2 separate regions of the Mus musculus genome follow, and region 1 is linked to region 2. Evidence: chromatin contacts called from ENCODE Hi-C or POLR2A ChIA-PET data. All regions are on one chromosome and are shown on one strand. Each heading gives the region's core, a stretch centred on a gene start or an enhancer-like site at or near the end of the contact. The rest is flanking DNA. Distances are from core to core; before and after follow the strand shown. Region 1 has its middle 51 kb from the start of Gm34076. Region 2 holds the start of Fxn (frataxin).

Evidence for each region. A loop is a pair of places that touch in the nucleus more often than their neighbours do. ChIA-PET counts read pairs that join two places held with the same protein, here RNA polymerase II (POLR2A).
Region 1: a map of gastrocnemius shows a loop between it and region 2 (2.8-fold over the local background). The contact joins the enhancer-like site here to the promoter of Fxn in region 2. A Hi-C loop is called at or near these places in 6 of 37 maps with a recorded cell type or tissue (Patski, gastrocnemius, heart and 1 more). POLR2A ChIA-PET finds 5 or more read pairs at or near these places in 2 of 5 experiments (both embryonic stem cell).

What each region holds. Positions count from the first base shown.
Region 1 is chr19:23,966,876-23,969,575 of GRCm38, reverse strand. No RefSeq gene overlaps it. Among named protein-coding and RNA genes, the nearest start is that of Gm34076, 51 kb to the right of the region's middle. Within about 2 kb of position 1,268, at least 2 of the 3 ENCODE cell types and tissues checked have a DNase peak (open chromatin) inside an H3K27ac peak, as active enhancers do; they include gastrocnemius and heart, where a contact is called at or near this core.
Region 2 is chr19:24,279,244-24,281,943 of GRCm38, reverse strand. It overlaps Fxn (frataxin), which reads left to right and starts at 1,354. Exons shown (of 5, transcript NM_008044.3): 1 at 1,354-1,537. The coding sequence starts at 1,379.

The DNA.
Region 1 (2,700 bases), core at 19-2,518, 310 kb after region 2:
TCCATAGTCATGGCATCCGCTGTGCAGGTCCTTTGTGTCATGTAAGTTAGAAGTCAGCATCGGCTAGGTCTAAAGTACAAGACAAGTGAACGGTTATTGCAGGGGAGTACATCGCTTTACTTAAGAGCCATGGGAGACTGCTTCATCTGCAGATCAGCCACGAACGAACGTGTGTATTTATTTCTATGGGGAAGGGTTAGAATAGGTTTGGGGGACACATTGCTCATCATTCAAAATGTGTCTGTCCTTGTATAGGAGTTAATCTAATCTCCACCGAGATTTTATTATCTAAAGTCTACCATGCTGGCCTGGAGAGATGTCTCAGCAGTAAAGGGTGACTGCTATTTTTCCAGAGTTCTGTTTCTAGTCTTCATGTTGGGAGCTTCAGGGGATCTGATGCCCCCTCTGGCCTCAGAGGGCACCTGCACACACTTGGCATCACACACACACACACACACACACACACACACACACACACACACACGACAGGGGCTGGGGGTGGGGAAGGTTTGTTGAAGCTCCTTGGAACAAGGACAGTCTGGTTGGATTGACACTCACCTTGGCAGTTACTGGCCCTAACCAGTTTGCCCTTGCCTCCTTGCTTTTGTTTGCTTTCTTGAGTGTCCGGGTTTCAGCAGGATCTACAGATTCCCTGGCTCAGCCTTAAAACAAAACAACAACAACAAAAAAGATCTTTCAGATTAACTTTCAAAACTCCTCTGTTTGTGTTCTGACCTTAATCTTGTTTCTGGGTTACACTGGTTTGCATTGGTCTGAGGCCCACTTGAGTCTAAGTCACCTGTCTCCCCTGAACCGGTTTTCTATGGTGTTCGCCTGGACATTGAAGAGGAGACTGGAAGGGAGCAGGAGCAAGTAGGCACTGGCCCCACACACCCGGTACCTCCTCTCTGTATAGGAGGCTGTGAGTAACTGAAGATCCCTGGAGAGGCCTGCAGTGCCAAAGTCCAAGGCTCTTTAAATCCCTCAACATCAGAAGAACTGGAGCTGCCTCCAGCCTCTCCACGGGAGAGGAGATTTTGAGGCAAAACAAAGGAGCCTATCTCCACCTTTCCCTGGGCTGCCACAGCTGAGAACAACTGAGGGAGCCCCTGGAAAAGGCCTCAACACAGCCATCTTTGTTTACAAGGTGTTCCTCCCTGGGGCTTCTGAAAAGCAAGTCAGGCCTGCAGCCAGAAGGCAGCACTTTTCTTCCACTTCACTCAGCTAGTCACTCAACAGGTATTTACTGAGCTACAGGCTCCTAGGCAGAGGGCCAGGGGCTGAGGAGGCAAAGATAAGCAAGAAGAGAGAGGGCAATGCTGTTCACCTTGGCAGGTAGTGCATGCAGGTCATAGCAAGGAGACAAGTATTGAGAACAGGGAAAAAAAAAAAGGTTTAAAGGCAAGGTGCGCTTGGTGGGCATATGTGTCAAAAGAAGCAAACATTTTCTCCTTTAGAATTTCACAGGATGCTGTTGTTATAAACTCAAAATGTGACCTGTAGGTGACCCTGCTGTCAGAATGGCAGTACTCCCTGTTAAGAAGAAAAATTAGGAGGTCACCTGTTTTCAGTTCTTTCTCTAACCCTTTATTTCCCTCCTGCCTCCCACCCCAAATAAAAACAAGAAACACTAGAATTTATTTATATCTATTGATGTTGTAGGTCTAGATGGAAAAAACAAAAGTAAATGTCCCACTGCTCTTTTTTTTTTTTTTTTTTTTTAAGGCAAGGTGTGACTTTATTCAAGAGGGTCTGTAGTGAGGGAGAGAGGTCAGATTCAGCCCAACGACAGAGATTTCTAGTAGGGTGTGTGGTGGTAGTGTCCTGTTGCCGGGGTTAGAACCCAAAACTTGGTGCACGCTGGGCAAGTCTGCTCCTATGGAGCCACATTCCCAGCCTTCGGGTAATTCTTGATTTATCAATTCAATCAAATGATTGCAGAAGGCAGGTCAAAGTGAGAAGATGGAAGGCAGGCAGAGAATGAGGTATTGGTCAGACCGGAAGGGTGCAGTTTTCTTACTAAAATTGGACTAAGTACATCAGGGTAGAGTCTGAGCATCCAACAAGGAAACTTGAGAGGGCCAGGGGATTAAGAGGTTGCTCCAAGAGAGAATCTGCAGTCTGTGTCCTTTTCAGAGTAGGAAGCTCTGCCACCCACGCCTTGCCTCAGGCTTATGGTTTTTGAGTAGGGAGCTCCTCTTATCCCAGTAGCTGGCAAGCTCTCTTGTGTTTTGCCTTAACTAAAAGGCAAGAGGCAAACATTCAGGATGAATCATCGTCCTGCTCTTGCCAAGTGGCTGGAGGCCCCAGGTCTGCAGAGGCTTTTCCAGTGCCTGTTAGATACTGTGTGTGGATTCTAACCCAAAAAGAGGAATTCACAGTGGACTTGGGGGTGGGAGGACAAGAGGGAGAGAGGGGGCAGGGCACAAGAGACTTCCAAGCAAGGAGAATTGTCTTGTGAGCTGCTTTGCCTGTGTGCCTCAAGCCTGCTTGCAGAAGGTGAGCAGGTTTTTAACAGTGAACCTAAGAAGGGAGCTAGAGGCATCTAATCGGGAAGGCTGCTGCTTTATTTTGTAGCTCAGGAGCCCAAATATTCAATGAAAGAAATGTACTTGCTTGAGGTTACATAATTGCCAAGTGGTAGAACCGTAGTATCTATCTATTTTCTGCCTCAGTCATGAGCGATTGCTTGTTTCTCCA
Region 2 (2,700 bases), core at 105-2,604:
ACAGGTCAGAGAGGGAGAAGGAGAGGAAGGAAGGAGAGAGAGAAAGAGAGAGGGGGAGGGTTGCATTAGCAGTCACTACAAACTTCCCCTTTCCTTTGTGGCTTTTTGTGGGAAATCAGAAGCAATAGTATCCCAAGTCAGGTGGTACATGGAGGATGTTCTTAAACGCTTTGCTGCTGACCGCTGCTGTCATTCAATCCTTCTTGAGACCCTGGAGGCAAAAGACTCCTCTGACACTGTCTCTTAACTCTTGAAGCTCAGAGTTCTCCAGTGTCATAATGGCAACCCGAGACAATGCACAGACTCCTTCTCACACTGACATAAAAGCCAGGAGAACTACCAGGAGTGTGAGGAACCTGTTGGGGCTGCTGGGGGGGAAAAAAAAAAAAACAGCTATGAGGAGAACCAATCACCAGTCCTGACTACTCCTCATCCAAGAAGCATTCGGGTACTTCAGCCGGGCACTTCCTTATTCCTACTGTTGTTTCAGAATCCCATACATGTATACAATGTGTTTTCGATCAAACTCACCTGCCACTCCCAACTCCTACCGAACCACCCCACCCCTCCTCCCAATTTTATGTTCCTTTTTAAATTTTTATTTATTTATGTGTTTATTTGTTTATTTACTTATTTATTTTGACTAGGTCTCACTATGTAGCTCCGGCTGTTCTGAAACTCACTATGTAGCTCAAGCTGGCCTCGAACTCCATATACCTGACTCTGCCTCTCGGGTGCTGGGATTAAAGGTGTACACTACCACCGCTCTGAATTTTTTTTTTTTTAAACCGACTCCACTTAGCCCTAACAGTGTATACAGTGTAGGACCATCCCCATGGAGCTAGGACAGCCAATCAGAGGCCATATCCCAGAAGAAAACTCACCCTCCCTCATCCTATAGCCATCAGCAACCAATAGTTCCTCGGCTGAGCCTGGGGCTACGGAAGCCCCTCCTCCATTCATGCTGCCTGGTACTTCTATTGCCTAAGAGATGCGGAATTTGAGATGATCGGGCAGTTGAAGCTAGCTGTTAGAACTAGTTTTGTTTTGTTTTTTAAGCAAAGCTATTTTGATCACCAGCGTATCTTCAGAATCACCCACTACCACTCTGTAAAATTGTTGTCAGCGAATAAACTTGCAGGGGTCAGTGTTTACACACTAGTGCTGCCCAAGGGATACGTTGCGAGTTTGGCGCAGAGCAGGTTCTGGGTTCTGGTTAAAGGTCTGCACAGGGCTGTAGTGCTGGACCTGCGCGCAGGAGCCCAGCCGCGGCGCTCGGGGGGGGGGGGGGGCGGGGGGGGGCGGGGGGGGGGCACGGCCACCAGGTGGCACCACCGAGTCCTCGCGCGGGGCGGAGCGGCCGCGGAGCTGGAGTAGCATGTGGGCGTTCGGAGGTCGCGCAGCCGTGGGCTTGCTGCCCCGGACGGCGTCCCGGGCCTCCGCCTGGGTCGGGAACCCGCGCTGGAGGGAACCGATCGTAACCTGCGGCCGCCGAGGCCTACATGTCACAGTCAACGCCGGCGCCACCCGCCACGCCGTGAGTACGCGCTTCGCCGGGCCGCACACCGGAGCGCAGGCCGCGCCCGCCCCTATGCCGGGGACGCGCAGCGCGCACGCGCCGAGTCGCTCTGGTTGCGCGCGCGTTTGGGTGCAGGGCGCGCGCGGTGTTTGCGCGGGCTTCGGACCTTGGCGGTGGGGATGGGAAAAGACGAGTTTCCGTAATTAACACAGGATGTATAGCGTGTGCAGCAGGGCGTGTTTATTATTGTGTGCACTCCGAAGTTGCCTTTTTCAGGGCGTGAGACTAATGGGGTTGTGGAGTTGCTCTGAGCAGGGCTTTTTGTTGCTTGTTTGCCTCACTCTGTATCCCTGGCTAGCCTAGGATTGGCTGAGTACCCCAAAGTGGCTTCAATCCTGTGATCCTCCTGCCTCCTCTCTGCTGGGATCACAGGTGTAGCAGCAGAGCCCTAGAGTCCAGCTTTTGGAAAATGAGGGGATCTTGGTTCCACGTTCTGACTGCGCGGCGCTGGAGAGCCCTGTGACCTTGGGGAGACCCTAACTGTCTGGGGGCAGGGCTTGGCTTTCTGTTCCGAGGAGATTAAAGGGTAACACCCATTTTGCGATTTTGGCGGGAGAATTAAACTGTATTCGCAAAGGCCTTAGCACTTCAGATAAGTCTCGGTTCTTAGTAGATGCAAAGAACAGAATCTGTTACTCCGTGGCTTGAAAAGACAGCAGTAGGGTGAAGGAAGGCTTTCCGGAGAGGGCCGTGATAGATGCCAAAGAACGGGTCTGGGGAGCATTCTAGGAAGGGGAGAGCTATGGACAAAGGTGGAGTAGGCTGTGGGATAATAATGTCTACAGGTTTAAACCCAGCTTAGGATTCTTGAGGTCCTGTCATTAAAATAAAAAACAATAATAAAAATAGGGCTAGCTTTGTAGCTCAGCAGTGACATGGTCACTTAGCGTTCAAGAGTTCTTGGGTTCTTTCTATAACACTGAAAAAGAAAGTTTAAAAACAAAACAAACAAAAGTGGACTGGTCAGAGAGAGAGACGGCTAGGGTTTGAAGGGCCGAACCTGTAACCCATGCTTCCTCAAACACTTTCTTGGATGTTTACTGCCCTGTTCTTCCCTTGCCTGGCGCCTGACAGCTGGGCTCCAGTTGCAGCTGTGCACTTTGGATTTCTGCATCTCTGAG